2 separate regions of the Homo sapiens genome follow, and region 2 is linked to region 1. A link is an interaction called in ENCODE POLR2A ChIA-PET data of the cell type or tissue named here. Cell type or tissue: CD4-positive, alpha-beta T cell. All regions are shown on one strand. Links, peaks and the distances in the headings refer to the core of each region. The heading gives the core; the rest is flanking DNA. Region 1 holds the start of LOC124902991 (a long non-coding RNA gene). Region 2 has its middle 4.5 kb from the start of LINC02452.

Evidence for each region. ChIA-PET counts read pairs that join two places held together with the same protein. Peaks named below come from ENCODE experiments on the same cell type or tissue, not always from the same donor. Only the 100,000 strongest peaks of a DNase experiment are listed, where the experiment ranks them.
Region 2: POLR2A ChIA-PET joins it to region 1 with 5 read pairs; 2 of 35 experiments call an interaction of 5 or more read pairs at or near these places.

Annotation. Positions count from the first base shown.
Region 1 is chr12:96,233,208-96,241,537 of GRCh38, reverse strand. The region is part of intron 2 of ELK3 (ETS transcription factor ELK3); the gene reads right to left. It overlaps LOC124902991 (a long non-coding RNA gene), which reads left to right and starts at 5,942. Exons shown (of 2, transcript XR_007063414.1): 1 at 5,942-6,116; 2 at 7,117-8,330. RefSeq lists enhancers at 3,006-3,506, 5,548-6,532. In CD4-positive, alpha-beta T cell, for the core only: no CTCF peak of the experiment used is centred there; DNase peaks (open chromatin) are centred at 3,587, 3,987 and 5,017; H3K4me3 peaks cover 330 bases; H3K27ac peaks cover 3,762 bases.
Region 2 is chr12:96,172,832-96,181,116 of GRCh38, reverse strand. No RefSeq gene overlaps it. Among named protein-coding and RNA genes, the nearest start is that of LINC02452, 4.5 kb to the right of the region's middle. In CD4-positive, alpha-beta T cell, for the core only: no CTCF peak of the experiment used is centred there; a DNase peak (open chromatin) is centred at 3,896; H3K27ac peaks cover 788 bases.

The DNA of each region.
Region 1 (8,330 bases), core at 133-8,132:
TGTCTGTTACCCTGACAGGTTACAGGCATACCTACCTATAAGAAAAGGTATGGCTGTCCACAGTGTGTTTACATATGTACACACACACACACACACACACACACACACACAAACGCTCCACTGTGCCCTTTGAAGAGGAAGGAGTCTGTGTAAATAATCTCAAATAGTAGATAGATGAGAAATATTTCGATAAGTTTTGTAATTTAAAAAAAGCATATGCAGTGCTAGGTAATGAAAAGATGCATATGGAATTAGATTTACCTTCTTGATGATGTTATTAGGATTATATTTAAATGAGTTAATTAAATGTTTGTTGAATGAATTACCAACTATAAGGAGAACTGACCCAGGCATAAAGCCACAGGCATGAAAGACACAATTTTCCACGGCTCATTCTTAGGCTGGTTAAAGCTCCCTGTGGGTGTATCCCATACATATACCTGCTTGTTCTTCTTTGCTGGCATTTTTAAACTGAAAACTCCCAGGCAGATATTAGAGGCCATATGCAAACTCCACATGCTACATACAACCTCACACCTCCCGTGAGAGCTTAATGAGCCATAATTTCACCCATCCATTTACGTGGCAAATATTTGCTGCATGTGTCTGTCCACCCACTCTGGTCTGGCACCCCAATTTTGATCCAAGGTTATGCATCTGGAGTTCACGTGCTTAGTCTTGTTATCTGATCTTCCGTTTTCCTCCCCGCGAGGAGCCAGGCCTGTGGCGAGTTCCTCGTCATTCTGGTCTGGCCCCTGGATCCTCTGCCATTTCAGGGCACCCTGGAAACACAGCGCTCCTGCCCTCTGATTCTGCAACTCTCCTACCTCGTTCTCAAAACTGAGAATGTCAGCAGCTCAGTAAGCAAGCAGGATCGGTTGTGCTGAAGACTTTTCCTAACAAACAGGCCCTTCTTAACCCCTGCACTGGGTAAGGGGGACAGAGCAGGGGACCTTTCCAATAAATACCCACTTGACCCTATCACAAAGACTGCTGCAGGGATTAAAAGGAGAGGCTCCAGAGTCACTGCCTGAGTTCAATGCCTCAGCTTCTCATGTATAAAATGGGGACTGATCCATCTGCCTCATGGGACTGAATGAGACATCCATATACAGCTTCTATCAGAACGCCCGATGCATCCACGCATGACAAGCCCCATAACATATACTAGCTATTAGTATTATCATCATTTTTACACTCCCATTTAAGCAAAAACAGAACAAAACATAAATATCACCCTGTGTCAGCCCTAATGACAATTTAATAGACAAAATTAACCCTCACAGAAGGCTGCGCATATTCTGCTAGCTTTGTCCAAAGTTCTGGGTAACATGATCAGTTGCACAGCAGGCAGAATTACATCTGGTTTACATATCTCAACTGAGCAGGGAAACATGATGTTTTTATTTAGTTAGGTTCAGACAAGAAATAGATACAAGGCTTATATTATATTGTGCCTAACACGGCCAGCACTTGACATCCACTGTGACGAAAACCTTACACAATCCAATTAATTTGGGGGTTGTGGGGAGGTTCTAGGAGGGGGACACACGGAGCCGCAGATGTGAATAACTGCTAGATCCAAGTGCTCCGCTTAGATGCTGGCCGCAGCCTACAGGCGAGACGCCACATGTCAGGCCCCGAAAGGTGGTGCAGACACTAACCAGGCACCCAGCTCATCTCAACTGCTCCCGGCGGCTTCTCAGAGCAGAAACCATGCTGCCCAGACTGGGAGGGAGAAGAGCAGCCTTGCAGCGTCTGCTTGGGCTCAGGCCTCTGCTCAGGGTTCCTGGGAGAGGCCAACGGGAAGCTGCTGGCCCTGCGCACTTGTCAGCAAGACCCGAGGCAGGAACCTGTTCAGGTGCTGAGCAGACACACGAGACAATGCATTTATTTGGGGCACACTCATTTTATCGTGGTAGATACCCTACGTGAAAGGAACCAGTACAGAGAAAGGACAAGGAAAGAAGCCAGCATTTATGAGGGCCAGCTGCATGCTGAGCACACACAGCTGCCTTGCAGGATGGGCACTGTTATCCCATTGCAGAGATGGAGAAGCCAAGGTCCCCCTGGACAGTGAGGTTATATCCAACTGTCCACCACCTGGGGGTAGGTTAAATATTGGGAGAGCCATACAATGGAATACCACGTAGCTACTTCAGGGGACACGACATTGCTAACACTTCCCCATACCTTTAAATATACATTAGGTGGGGAAAAAAAACAGTATGAATAATTCCATTATTTTAAAAATGTTCTATTGCATATATATTTATATGTTTTCTACTGTATATATGCATATATGTGTAAATAAAAGGAGGTAGAAAAATTAATCTTAAAAGAGGTATACTAAAATTTAACAGTGATTTTTCATATTTCTTTTTGCTTATGTGTATTTTCACATTAAAGAATGTATATTTGATATGTATTACTTGTCAAATTAAGACTTTTTAAGGGAAAGAAATAGGAACTAAAAAGCTGACTAGCCCAAGGTCACACAGCTTGTAACTGGTGGAGCCGAAGTTTGAACCCAATTGTATCTAGTGCCAAGACCTAAGCCATTTCTGTTCCACTACCACACCCTCTTCCAGAAAGCAGCTGCATTTGGAAGCAGAGGCTGCTACTAAAGTAAATCCGACAGGGCCAAGGGGTCTCTGCATTCCAGAGTAATAGTGGGGTTAACTGCAGAGTGCCTGGGAAAACCAGCTCTGTGCTGAGAAAGCATGGGCCTTGCTTGAGAACAGTTATTTCTAGCTCTTCGGGCGGAAGAGACCAATCTTCCGTAAGGTCCATTCATTACCTAGAAATAGAACTGCCTCTGCCAATCCACAGGGTAGAGAAGGTGCCTGCTTTGGAGGGACACCCTAACATGAGGCACGGGGGACCCAGCACTCCCAGTGCAGCAGACTGGACATGAGCAGCCAAACTATAAGTGGCATGCCATCCAAGGGACGAGGGTGACAGGAAAACAACAGGAAGCTCGTGTCCACCATATACAGCCCGGTGATGGCACCCACTGCCAAGCTCCCCCGGCTGTCTCCAGGCCCGTGCCCAGCAGCAGCTCACACAAGGGCACAGGCCAGGAGCCTTGACGGGCCAGAAGTCATGTGGACCCAGTGCTGGGGTGAACAGATCTGGGTTTGAATTCCAGCCTCTCTGCTTACTATGACCTTGGGAAAGTTACTGAACATCTACACGGGGCTCAGTTTGCTCACCCCTAAAATGGGAATAAAAATACCCCATAGGCTAATTTTTTCTAAAGACTCAACGCAGTCAGTGCCTCACTCACACAGGTCCTTACAACATGACCCTCACCCAGTGAATCTTGCTTAGCATGCAATAATCTAATCGTACACACTGCTCATTATATCACACTTTTCATTTTATTCTGCCTTCCAGGAAAATTTCTTGGGTGGGCACCTTACTTTACAGTTTACAGAAGGCTCACACAAAATCTCATGTTAGCCTCACAACGCTTTGATACCCACTTCACAGATGTGAGACCCGAGGCTCCCAGCTGAGTTCACAACACCCACAAGTAGCAGAGGAGTATCTCCAGGCCGCGGCTTCCTGGCCAACACATTTTCTTCAACTCCTGCTTTTGGGTTCCCTTCCAGACCACAGTCTGACTCACTCCTTCCTGACATGAAACCCGAAGTGTCCTTTCTCCAAAGTTAGAACAAGTAGTTACTGTATCTCTCCGACAAGCAAACATTCTTTCAGCAAACATTGTTTTTGTTTTTTAGAGATGGGGTCTTGCTGGCATTGCCCAGGCTGGAATGCAGTGGCTATTCACAGGCACGACTGTTACACACGGCAGCCTGGAGCTCCTGGGCTCAAGCGGTCCTCTTGCCTCAGCCTCCCAAGTAGCTGGGACTATAGGTTCAAGCCACCACACCTGGCTTTCAGTGAACACTGAATACACACTCTCCTATGGGTGGCCCCATGCCAGGCTCTGAGGAATGGAGAAGGAGTGAAGCCAGCTTCTGTCCTTGAAGTGCCCCTCAGTGGCTTGGATGCAGTGTGACATCCCCTGCCTCTGCTCTGTCTCTGCCATTGAAGCAGAGGGGACAGTGAGCAGTCAGCTGGCCATAAGAGACTCTGCTACAAATGTCTGGGGGGCAGGCTCACCTCACACCCACCCCCACTAAAGAGCATCTTATGATCCTGGACTCACGGGCTCAAACGATCCTCTCACCTCGGCCTCCCAAAGTAGTGGGATGACAAGCGTGAGCCGCCACACCCAGCTATTTAAGAGCATCTTATGAAAGGGCTCCTCTGACCCATAAACCTGAGCTGCTTCTCACCAAGGCAATCTTCCCCCACCCACCGCTGCAGTGAGTTTAATGTCCCTGCCAAATTCATGTCCACCAAGGACCTTAGAATGTGATCTGATTTGGAAGCAGGGTTCTTACAGATGTAATTGGTTAAAGATGTCGAGACAGAATCATCCTGGATTTGAGGTAGGCACTGAAATCAATGGCTTCTGTCCTCATGAAGACACAGAAAGACACACACAGGGAAGGTGGTCATGGGACGTGGAGGCAGAGACTGGAGTGAGGCAGCTGCAAGTCAAGGAACACCAAGGGTGGCTGGAGCCCACAAGAAGCCAGAAGAGGAAGGGGGGATTTTTCCCTAGGGCCTTCAGAGGGAGCGGGGCCCTGCAGATACCTGGATTACACACTTCTGTCTTCCAAAACCTTCAGAGAATACATTTCTATTGTTTTGAGCCACCAAGTTTGGGGTCATTTGTTACAGCAGCCCTGGGAAACTAATACACCCCTTTCTTAAAATTGTCTCTGTTCAGCGAGGCAGAGGAGGCACAGCCTGGGGCCGCCACTGGGGTGCAACTAGCCCTTCCCACTGCGATGGTACAGGCACCGGGTAAGGTGGAGCCTAGGCTGTCCCTTGTGCAAAGCCGAACTTTGGAGTGTGCACACACACACACGTACACACCCACTCACACCCATTCCAGACTTCTAAGAATGACGTGCTGCCAACAAAGGCTGGAACTCTGTCTCTGAACAGGCCAACTCTGTCGGCTCCCGGGAGAGGTTTTCTTGTGGTTTGGGTTGAGGTTTCTTTGCTTTCTGGCACCGGTAAACTGCAGCGTGAACTATCTCACCAAATTTGGCCAGCCTGAAGTTGAGGCGCTCTTCATCCCTGCTGCCTGAGTACACGTGGCACCCTGAGGGTGCTAGTGAGAAGTGCTGGCTTGCTGGCCTGGCAGGACACCCCAACCCGGGAGGATTCGACTGGACGTTCGCAGCATTTTTCTCCCTGCCTTCTTGGCTGGGCGCTGCTGCTGGCTGGACCTGGAGTCCTGTCTCCCTCCTGGCTCTCCTTAAACACTCAAGGGTACTTTTATTCAAAGGCCTTTTAAGTGTTAATAACATAGAACATAAAGCTGCTCAGGCGGGGTGGTGGCTTACACCTGTAATCCCAGCAGTTTGGGAGGCCAAGGCAGGTGGTTCAACTGAGGTCAGAAGTTCGAGACCAGCCTGGCCAACATGGTGAAACCCCATCTCTACTAAAAATACAAAAATTAGCCGGGTATGGTGGCACACCTATAGTCCCAGCTACTCAGGAGGCTAAGGCAGGAGAATCGCTCGAACCCAGGAGGTAGAGGTTGCAGTGAACTAAAATCTCACCACTGCATCAGCCTGGGTGACAGAGCAAGACTCCATCTAAAAATAATTAATAATAAATAAATAAAAATAAATAAAACTGCTCCCCAGTGCAAGTCTTTCCCTTTCCCCTGCTGGGTGGGGGAGCTGCTAACACTGACCTTGACCTTCCTGTGTTGAGCGGCCACCTCCAGCGCTGGCAGATGGCATGGCCGGGCAGTGTGTGTCATTAGCCACAGGTGGTCTGGGAGTGTCTTCTCATCCTGGCTTTGTCACCAGTTGACTTGGAAACTCCCCTCCCCTCGAAGATCCTCACTTGCTAAAGGAGGGGTAGGTAGGGCAAGACGCTTTCTTGGATCCTCTCTTGAGTGACTTTCCAAGGTGACAGACTCCCTTCTGTGCCATGGAGAAGGATGCTTGTTTCCTACTCATTCCTACTACACTTGATTGGTGCTGCCACGCCCTCGGCTCTGCAGGATGCAGGAAATGGTAAGAAAACCCAGCATGCGGCCCCGTAAGGGAGACGCAATGACAGCAGGAGAAACCAAGTCCCTCTGGGAGGGGCCATGGAACAGACACGGCCATCACCAAGTGAGGCGCCAGCTGGAGGAGGCAGAGAGAGGAGTCTGAAGGGTGGCCAGGAGTGAGCCAGGCAAGAAGGGCAGGGGGAAGGAGGGGGCCTGAGAAGATGCTGGGGTGGGGGGCGGCTGTGGGGGTGCAGGGAAGGCAGTTGGGTTGGGGTGAGATGGTGAAGGGAGTTTGGACTCCTTCCTGGAGGCCGCCGAGAGCTGGGAGGCGCACACGCAGAGGAGTGCCACGCTCCAGTACTTTCCATAGGAAGCGTCTTCTGGAAGCGTGGGGTATTCCGGGGCCACTCAAACTCACATTTTCAGCTGACTCAGATAATCTTGCCAGCAGTTTTTCCACTGTCATTTCAATTAAAAAATACCGGGGGCCTGTCTCTCCTCCCTGGCTGCCCTTGGGGTAATCATCAGCAGTACTGGGCATACAGGACTCAAGTCTGGGCCCAGGGCTCTGGAGCTGTGTCGCCCTCCAGCTTTGGAAGCCCAGGCATGGGCCTTGGGGGTCAACACTCTTAGTCTGAAAGCTCTGCCACCGCCCTGCTGCTGCATCTTGAGTCCGTGACTTACACCTCTTGGAGACTCAGCATCCCCACCTCTACAATGGGCTCAATATCGACCACCAGCACTGGTGCATCACAAATTGGAAAATAAGCTAATAGATGTAAAAATACCTAGCACAGTGCCTGGCTTAAAACAAAATGCTGCACACACGTAAGCATCTCTTTTTTATGTTACAAATTTGGGGTAGGAACTGAGAAGAGCCGTGGAGGAGCACAGGCAGGGGTGGGGGAGAGGCCGTGCAGAGGAGCAGCTGAGGCGTGGGTGGACGGCGGGTGGTGGGTGCTATGCTGTGAATGTTGGAGTTTTTGTGAGTTTGTCTACACAACCACTAAATTTTCCTGCAGCTCAAATCCCAGAAGCAGGAACGCTCATGCTGGCAAACGCAGACTCGGTGTGGGCTTGGGCAACAGCCTGACGTAAGTGGATCTGGCAAGGCCGCAAGAGCTTTGGCAGCCGAGCCCCTGGCGCAGAAGCATCCTCATCAACACAGTGTTGACGGCGCTCCCGGGCCTCTGGCTCATCCCTGTTTCTTAGCAACTGCCCTATTTTGGGGGAACACTGAGTGCCACAGGGAAGCTGGCCTGGAAGCACGTGCAAGACAGGCAGCACCTTCAGTCAACACGCAGCCCCCTGCTCCCAGCAGCCTGGTCCCCTGATACCAGCTGCCATCTCCCGGCACAATGTGACCAGATTGGAAGACCTCCATGAGGCGGTTCAGCCACTCCACAGGTCTCTAAGCAGCTTCCAGGACCCAAGCTTGTGAGAGAGGCCCTGGTCATCCCCTGCGCCCCCAGGCAATAGCCCATTGCCATCTGTTATGCTTCCAACCATCTGAATAGCTGCTATGGTAGGAAAGAAAGACACTTAACAAAACACACCAGGCCCTCAACACTCACACCCAGGGCCGGGCACAGAGGGCCCCCTCGATCGATAAAACACCCCAAAGGGAGTCCAGGTCTTCCCTAACATTCCATGACCAACAGAGGTGTTCTAGAAAGTTCTGGGATATGAATGCCTGCTGGATGTTTGTTCCTTCTCCACTTTGACAACATCATTTTATCTTTGCAAAATTTATTTTGGAGGAATTAAAGAATTCCACCAGGGCCAGGTTTCTTGGGAGAGGCAGTTGATCTCAGATATGTATTATTAATACTAACATTTTCTTGTCGTGATTGCACGCCCAATTTAAAATGAATTATCCAATTAAGTTAAGAAGGTGATGCGTTCTAATTCCAGGAATAGGTTGCCAATGACTTTGTCTTGACTGTTCTCCCCGAAATCCCTTCCAATTAAGTAAAGATTGTTCAGTACATCGTGAGGCTAAGCCAAGAGGTTGCTGTGGAGACGGGAGGATTTTTCATCCTATCACCATTTTCCTCTCTTGATGAGAAGGGAGCCAGCAGAGCTTTCAGCCTCCCCCGGGGTTGAATGTTCAGTGCCAGCAAGGACAAAAGGTCTGCTGGACAGAAGAGGATGAGGGGTTGTGAAAGCTTCCAGGTCTCCTTCTGCAACAACAGAGAGAACCCGTGTCTTCAGCTTCTCGTGAGCAAAAGACAGT
Region 2 (8,285 bases), core at 1-8,000, 60 kb after region 1:
TATAAGTCTCATGAGATCTGACGGTCTTATAAGGGGAAACCCCTTTCACTTGGCTCTCATTTTCTCTTGCCTGCTGCCATGTAAGATGTGCCTTTCACCTTCTGCCATGATTCTGAGGCCTCTTCAGCCACGTGGAACTGTGAGTCCATTAAATCTCTTTTTCTTTATCATTTACCCAGTCTCAGGTATGTCTTTATCAGCAGCATGAAAATGGACTAATACAATGATCAACAATGAAAGCACCTTGAGGTGAGCATCTTAAGGGCTGTTTCTTTCAGACTATAATGAGGCTTAATGAACCAACCGGTCCTGCCCCATCTGAGAGGGTCCTCTCTGAAAAGCAGAAAGCTCCCACCCCCCATTTTTCATTCTGTCGGACAATTAAGCCGAAGATGGCCTTTCTCTTTGTCCTTCTTTCCTGACCATGCCTATTCTATCCAAATGTTCTTTCTTCAGAAATTAAACTCCAGTGAAGTAGCTATTCCAGGAGACCTAAAAGGCATCTGTTTTTTCCCATCACATACAGACTCAATTTGTTTAATTTCATTTTCAGAGAGAAAACTTGCTTCCAAGCCCCCAGGTTGAACCTCCCTGTAGGCTCCACATACAACCAACATGACGTGGTACAAAATAGACACCATGCCTGACTTTGAGTTTACCAAACTAACATGGAAACAAGAAATCTGCCTTAAACATATAATTTGGAGCAGAGTGGTATGATGAAGAGAAGCACAGATTCACTATCTTAGGCTCTTGTTCAAACCCTGCCGTGTGATTTTGGGAAAAACACTTCACCTACTCTCTTGAAAATAGTAGGCCCGAGGCAAGGGGTGGTTCAGAAAATCTCTCATGACTGAAACCCATTCACTTATTCATTCATGCATTCATCACATATTGCCTTAGCACCTACTATGTGTAAGGGACCGTGCCACAGGCAAGATTAGTAGACATGAATCTTGCCTTCAAGGAACTGCTAATCTATAGCTTTCAGATATAAAATGTCATGATTCAAAATATGATGATAGGCTGGGCACGGTGGCTCACACCTGTAATGCCAGCACTTTGGGAGGCTGAGGCATGTGGATTACTCGAGGCCAGGAGCTCAAGACCAGCCTGGTCAACATAGTAAAACCCTATCTCTACTAAAAGTACAAAAATTAGTCAGGTGTGGTGGCACATGCTTGTAATCCCAGCTACTTGGGAGGCTGAGGCAGGAGAATCGCTTGAACCTGGGAGGCAGAGGTTGCAGTGACCCAAGATTGTGCCGCTGCACTCCAGCCTGGGTAACAGAGCAAGATTCCATCTAAAAAAAAATGATGATAAACAGAAAATGTATTAGCACAGGGGTGGGATGATCATCTTAGGGAGGCTGTGAGCTACATGGGGAAGGGTCAGATGGTCTTAGGTTCAGACTCGGCTCTTTGGTCTTGGGCGAGTTCCTTGATCCCTTCTAGTTTCCACTTCCTTGTTCATAAAACAACGGGCATAAAAGATCCACTTTGGAGTGTTGAGAGGAGTAGAGCTGAATCATACAAAATACCCCACATGTAGTTGGTATTCAATAAACCACCTTCTCAATTTCACTCTCAACCCTCAACATCCATTTTCTATCCAAGCAGCTGATTGATATTTTCAAGAATGTAAAGCTGTCATATCACTTAGAACCCTCCATGCGCCCATTCAAATACATAGTAGGGAGAGCACATGCCTCCCCTGTTGAAGATAAGTTTGTTCTTGTCCAGGGCCTTTGAGCTCTTCCTTTCTTTTTTTTTCCTTTTCTTTTTTTTTTTTTTTTGAGACGGAGTCTCGCTCTGTCACCCAGGCTGTAGTGCAATGGCACCATCTCGGCTCACTGCAACCTCCGCCTCCTGGGTTCATGCCATTCTCCTGCCTCAGCCTTCCAAGTAGCTGGGATTACAGGTGCCCGCCACCGCACCCAACTAATTTTTGTATTTTTAATAGAGACGTGGTTTCACTAGGTTGGCCAGGCTGGTCTCAAACTCCTGACCTCAGGTAATCCACCCGCCTCAGCCTCACAAAGTGCTGAGATTACAGGCGTGAGCTGCCGCGGCCGGCCAGCTCTTCCTTTCTTGAAAAGTGATTGGTTCCTCGCCAGTAGGGGCTCGGCTCAAATGTCATTTCTCCAGAGGCCTTTCCTCATCATACATTCCTCAGCCCAGTCATCTCTATCCCATCCTCCTGTTTACTTATTATAACAGCAACCTCTGGTTATCTTGTTTCCTTGTGTGTTGTCTGCCCCACCTTCCTCAAGAAGATATATTCTCCACAGGTTCATTCCTTGTCTCTCCTCTTCTGCCAAAAGCTAAGGTAGAGCCTGGCAAATAATAGGGGCTTGATAATTTTTTTTTCTTTTTTTTTTTTTTTTTTTGAGACGGAGTCTCGCTTTGTCACCCAGGCTGGAGTGCAGTGGCACAATCTCATCTCACTGCAGCCTCTGCCTCCTGGGTTCCAGTGATTCCCCTGTCTCAGCCTCCCGAGTAGCTGGGATTACAGGCACACGCCACTATGCCCCACTAACTTTTCATATTTTTAGTAGAGATGGGGTTTCACCATGTTGGCCAGGCTGGTCTCGAACTCTTGACCTCAGGTGATCCACCCGCCTAGGCCTCAAAGTGCTAGGATTACAGGCATGAGCCATCATGTCCGGCCGATAAATATTTTTTGAATGTATATTGTTGTTATTATTCCTACTATCATTTGGTGGTTGGAATTTATCTAAGGAAAGATTCCTCAGGTTATATCTGTACTTTGAACCAGAAGAGGAAACTAGTTGCATGCCTGAAATACAAAGCTGGGAAGGACTAGTAGGAGGAAGGACGGTGTGGGCCCTGGAGGGAGTTTTGTTTTTGTTTTTGTTTTTGTTTTTCCTTTTGAGACAGGGTCTCACTCAGTTGCCCAGGCTGGAGTGCAGTGGCACAAACATGGCTCACTGCAGCCATGACCTCCCAGGCTCAAGCGAGCCTCTCACCTCAGCCTCCCAAGCAGCTGTGCCACCATTTCTGGCTAATTTTTTTTATTTTTTTTTTTATAGAGAGGAGGTTTTACTATGTTGCCCAGGTTGGTCTCAAACTTTGGACTCAAGCGATCCTCCTGCCTCAGACTCCCAAAGTGCTGAGATAACAGGTGTAAGCCCCATGACTGGCCTGATGGAGTCTTTTAATGCAATAGAAAGAACTCCAGGCCAGGTGCAGTGGCTCACGCCTGTAATTCCAACACTTTGGTAGGCCAAGGTGGGCAGATCACCTGAGGCCAGGAGTTCAAGACCAGCCTGGCCAACATGCTGAGACCCTGTCTCTACTAAAAATGCGAAAATTAGCTGGGAGTGGCAGCATGTGCCTGTAGTCCCAGCTACTTGGGAGGCTGAGGCAGTGGAATCACTTGAACCTGGGAGGTGGAGGTTGCAGTGAGCTGAGATCATGCCACTGCACTCCAGCCTAGGTGTGCAGTGCGAGACTCCATCTAAAAAAAAAAGAAAAGAAAAAAAAAAGAGCTCCAAATTTGGAGCTAATAGGTCTGAATTCTGGGCCTAATTTTACCACAAGCTACCTCTGTTCTTTAACTTCTCAGAACTTAGTTTTTTCATACATATTTTTAAAAAAATGATTGGACTAACTTGGCCTTAAAAGTTCCCTCAGCTCTGAAATTCTGTGCCTTAAGAATGAGCCGCCTCTGAGGAAGCCCAGAAGTGTGTGTGTGAGATGCTACAGGAAAGCTTAGAAGGGAGCAGTGGGTTTGCCCCTCTCTGAGCAAAACTACTACTCAGATCCTTGACACCCATTCACTCCAAGCCAGACCTTCCCCTCACCACACCCTTCCTCATGCTCACCACAGCTGCTCAGAGATACTGACTAAATGAACAAATGAACATCCCCTGGAACCAGCAGAGAGTGGAAACTGAAAACTCAATGACTCAGTAGGAAGGACCACTGAGTCACGCAAGCCACTTCTTGTTTTCTCAGTGTACTCCAAGCCAAGTCCTGACAGGGTGGGAAGGCAGCAGAGCTCTAGCTCTAGTAAGTCCACACATAACAGCACTGCAAGGAGAAGGCCTTCAAAGTCAAAGCTGGAGGTAGGAGGGGAGGAAATGAAACAGTCACTTAACCTTTGTTCCAGTTATCTGCAGCAAACCCTACTATCCAACTAAAAGATCATATAGCCTGATACCTTAAAAGTAATAAAATCAGTTTCTAGAGTACCAGATATAAAAGGGGCTGTATCAGTTACCTATTCCTATGTAACAAATCACCACTTAATGGGTTAAAGCAGAAACCATATTATTTGCTCACAACTCTATGGGTCTGTGATTTGGTTGAGTTCAGCTAAGCGGTTCTTCTGCTGGTCTTACAGGAATCACACATGTGACTATGGTCATCTGGCAACTCAACTGGGGTTGGATGATCTGAGATGGCCTCACTCACATGTCTGGTGGTTGGTGCTGGCTGTTGGCTGAGCCTCTCTTTCCACATTATCTTTCATCCTTAAGGAAGCTAGTTTAGGCTTGTTCACATGGGTACAGCATCATTGCAGGAATGACAGTGGAAGCTGCAAGATCTCTTAATGCTCAGACTCAAACATAATGTTACTTCTACTACAATCTGTAGGTCAAAGCAAGTTACAGGGCTAGCCCAGATTCAAGGAGACAGGAAATAGATTCTACTTCTTAATAGGAGAAAAAGCAAAAGTATGCCGCAAAGGGAGCAAACATGCAGCGATGGGAGAAGTTGTGGCCCTCTTTATAGTCAACCTACTGCCAAGACCTTGATGCTCATGCAGTCCTCTCATTCTTTTTTTTTGAGACAAGGTCTTACTCTGTCTCCTAGGCCAGTGTGCAGTGGCATGAACACAGCTCACTGCAGCCTTGACCTTCTAGGCTCAAGCAATCCCCCCATCTCATGTGCCCACAAGTATCCGGGACTACAGGTGCACACCACCATGCCTGGCTAATTTTTGTATTTTTTGTGGAGACAGGGTTTTGCCATGCTGGCCAGGCTGTTCTTGAACTCCCAGGCTCAAATAATTCATCTGCCTTGGCCTCCTAAAGTGCTAGGATTACAGGTGTGAGCCACCACGCCTGTCCAGGCCTATCATTCTTGAAATGAGGAGTCTGATACACAAATAAGTTAAGTGCCTTGGTCAAGTTCATAGAGTTAGTGGCACATCCAGAATGGGAACCTATGCCTCCTGCTTGTCAGTCCAATGTTTTCACACCTTCAAGGACATTTTCTACCTGCAGCCTCTTTCTTCTTTACCCAAACCTAGTGACAGAGCCAGTCTTTTGAGCCACTCCACTTGTCAGAGCCATTCTTTAGACTGATATGGCTTTAGGAACAGAATACCAAAGCCCTATTTCCAAGGCTGGCCACAGCTGCCTTAGTTCTATGAATCTCCCTAACAGGAAAGGAGATTCCATTTCATCTTCTGGTCCCTTGGGAGTCTATTAGGCTCCCAGGCCATAGCTAGATTGGACAGACAAATCTCCTTTTGCTGGATTTTTAAAAGGTATTTCATAAAATAGTGCTTTGTATAAGAAGAAATGTTCAATGTCACTAATCATCAGAGAAATACAAATCAAAACGACGAGATACCATGTCACCCCAGTTAAAATGGCTTTTTTTGGCCAGTCTGGTGGCTCATGCCTGTGATCTCCAGCACTTTGAAAGGTCACGGCAGGAGGATCCCTTGAGTTCAGGAGTTGGAGACCAGCCTGGGCAACATGGTGAGACTCTGTCTCTAAAAAAAAAAAAAGTAAAAAATTAGCCAGGCATGGTGGCACATGCCTGTAGTCCCAGCTACTCGGGAGGCTGAGGTGGGAGGATCACTTGAGCCCAGGAGTTCAAGATCAGCTTGAGCAACATGGTAAGACCACATCTCTACAAAAAATTTAAAAAAAAAATTTAAAAATGGCTTTTATCAAAGAACCAGGAAATAACAGATGTTGGTGGGGATGTGGAGAAAGAGGACCTCTCATACACTGCTGGTGGGAATGTAAATTAATACAGTTACTATCGAGAACAGTATGGAGATTACTCAAAAAACTAAAAATAGAACTATCATATGATCCAGCATTTCTACTACTGGGTATATATCTAAAAGAAAGGAAATCAATATATTGAAGAGATATATGCACTCCTGTATGTATTGCAGCACTATTCACAATTGCCAAAATAGGGAATCAACCTAAGTGCTCACCAGCAGATGAATGCATAAAGAAAATGTAATACATATACACGATGGAATATTATTCTGCCATAAAAAGGATGAAACCCTGTCGCTTGCAGCAATTCAGATGGAACCGGAGGTCACTGTGTTAAGTGAAATAAACCAAGCACAGAAACACAAATGTCACATGCCCATACTTTTTAGTGTGGGAGCTAAAAAAGCAAATCTTATGAAGATAGAGAGTAGATTGGTGGTTACTGGAGGCCAGGAAGGGTTGGGTGAGGGGAGATGAAGAGAAGTTGATTAATGGGTACAAATATATGGTTTGACAGAATACATAAGACCTAGTATTAGATATTAATAGATCAGTAGGGTGACTATAGTTTCCAGTAATCTATTGTGTATTTCAAAATAGCTAGAAAAGGGCTGGGTGCAGTGGTTCACACCTGTAATCCCAGCACTTTGGGAGGCCGAGGCGGATGGATCACCAGAAGCCAGGAGTTCGAGATCAAAATAGCTAGAACAGAATTTGAATGGTCGTAACATAAAAAATAGACAAATATTTAAGGTGATGGGTAGCTCAAGTATGCTGATTTGGTTTCTACAAATTATATGAATGTATTCAATTATCACATGTACCCCAAAACTATGTACATCTATTATATATCAATTAAAGCAGTGCTTTGTAGTTGTCATTTTTAAGGCAATACATCTCTAGTATATCTTGGAAGGGTAGTGACAAAATCTGTTAGATACAATACCACTGTAAAGAATTAGTTCACCAGGCTGGGTGCAGTGGCTCATGCTTGTAATCCCAGCACTTTGGGAGGCCGAGGTGGGTGGATTACTTGAGCTCAGAAATTCGAGATCAGCCTGGGCAACATGACGAAATTCCATCTCTACAAAAAAATACAAAAAATTAGCCAGGTGTGGTGGTACACGCCTCTAGTCCCAGCTACTCAGGAAGCTGAAGCAGGAGAATCGCTTGAGCCTAGAAGGCAGAGGTTGCAATGAGCCAAGATCACGCCATTTCACTCCAGCCTGGGAGACTGAGTGAGACCCTGTCTCAAAAACAAAACAAAACAAACAAACAAAAAACCAAATCAAATTAGTTCACCAGAACAGCTTCTGAAAGTGAAGGCTAGAGGGAGTAATATTAATTATCTAACATCTATTGAGTTCAAACTACATCCAGACACTAGGCTAGGCATTTATATATATTAGCTCATTTAATTCAAATAACCTTGTGACATAAGTTTTATGGCTTTCACCATTCCTAAAATTGGTCTGTCAAACATCATGTTTATGTCAAATTGCCAAATCCAAGGTTTCACAACTTTTAGTTTTTTTCAACTCTCCTTATAATTTGAGAATACATATTCATTCAATTGTCCATATGTCTATTCTACTAAGTGACAAGACCTGGTTTAGGTATAGGAGATACAGCAATAAACAAGTCAGAAACATTTCTTATGCTCGTGGACCTTATTTCTTGTCTAGTGAAATGGACATTGAATAAGTGGCAGCCAATAGGATGGGGGTTATGAATAGGGAGGTGGAGAAGCCCTCAGAGAAGGCGTCTCTTGGATTCTGGGAGTTGAAACTCTCCAAATTCTGGTTCCTATTTCTCTGACCACTCCTTTGACGATTCCTTTTCCTCCATGTGCCCTTTAAATCCTGGCATTCACCAAGGGCTTGTCCTCATAGCTCTGTCTTCTTTCCTTTCCATCTGTTGGTGATCTCAGCCAGTTCTCCTGCTTCAGGCATGCTTGGTTTAATATGCTTTTCCTGGGAGCTCTCCCAAGCTCCATGGCTTCAACACCTGCTGAGGATTTCCAAACTTGTTTCCTAGTCCGTATTTCCAGTTCCCTATAGGATGCTGTCATCAACCTGTGCAGAACCACGCACTGGACATTCAAACCTCCTTGCTGGTATTTTTAGTTCTGCCATCATTTACCCTAGCCCTTTCAGCCTGCTAAAATCCTGTTCACCTTTTGAAGTCTGCCCACCCTCTTCAGGTGGAGCCCATCCCTTCCTCCTCTGAACCCCTCTGTGTATTTCCCCCTGGCTACTTCCATACTTAATCACCTTAAAGACAAATTAGT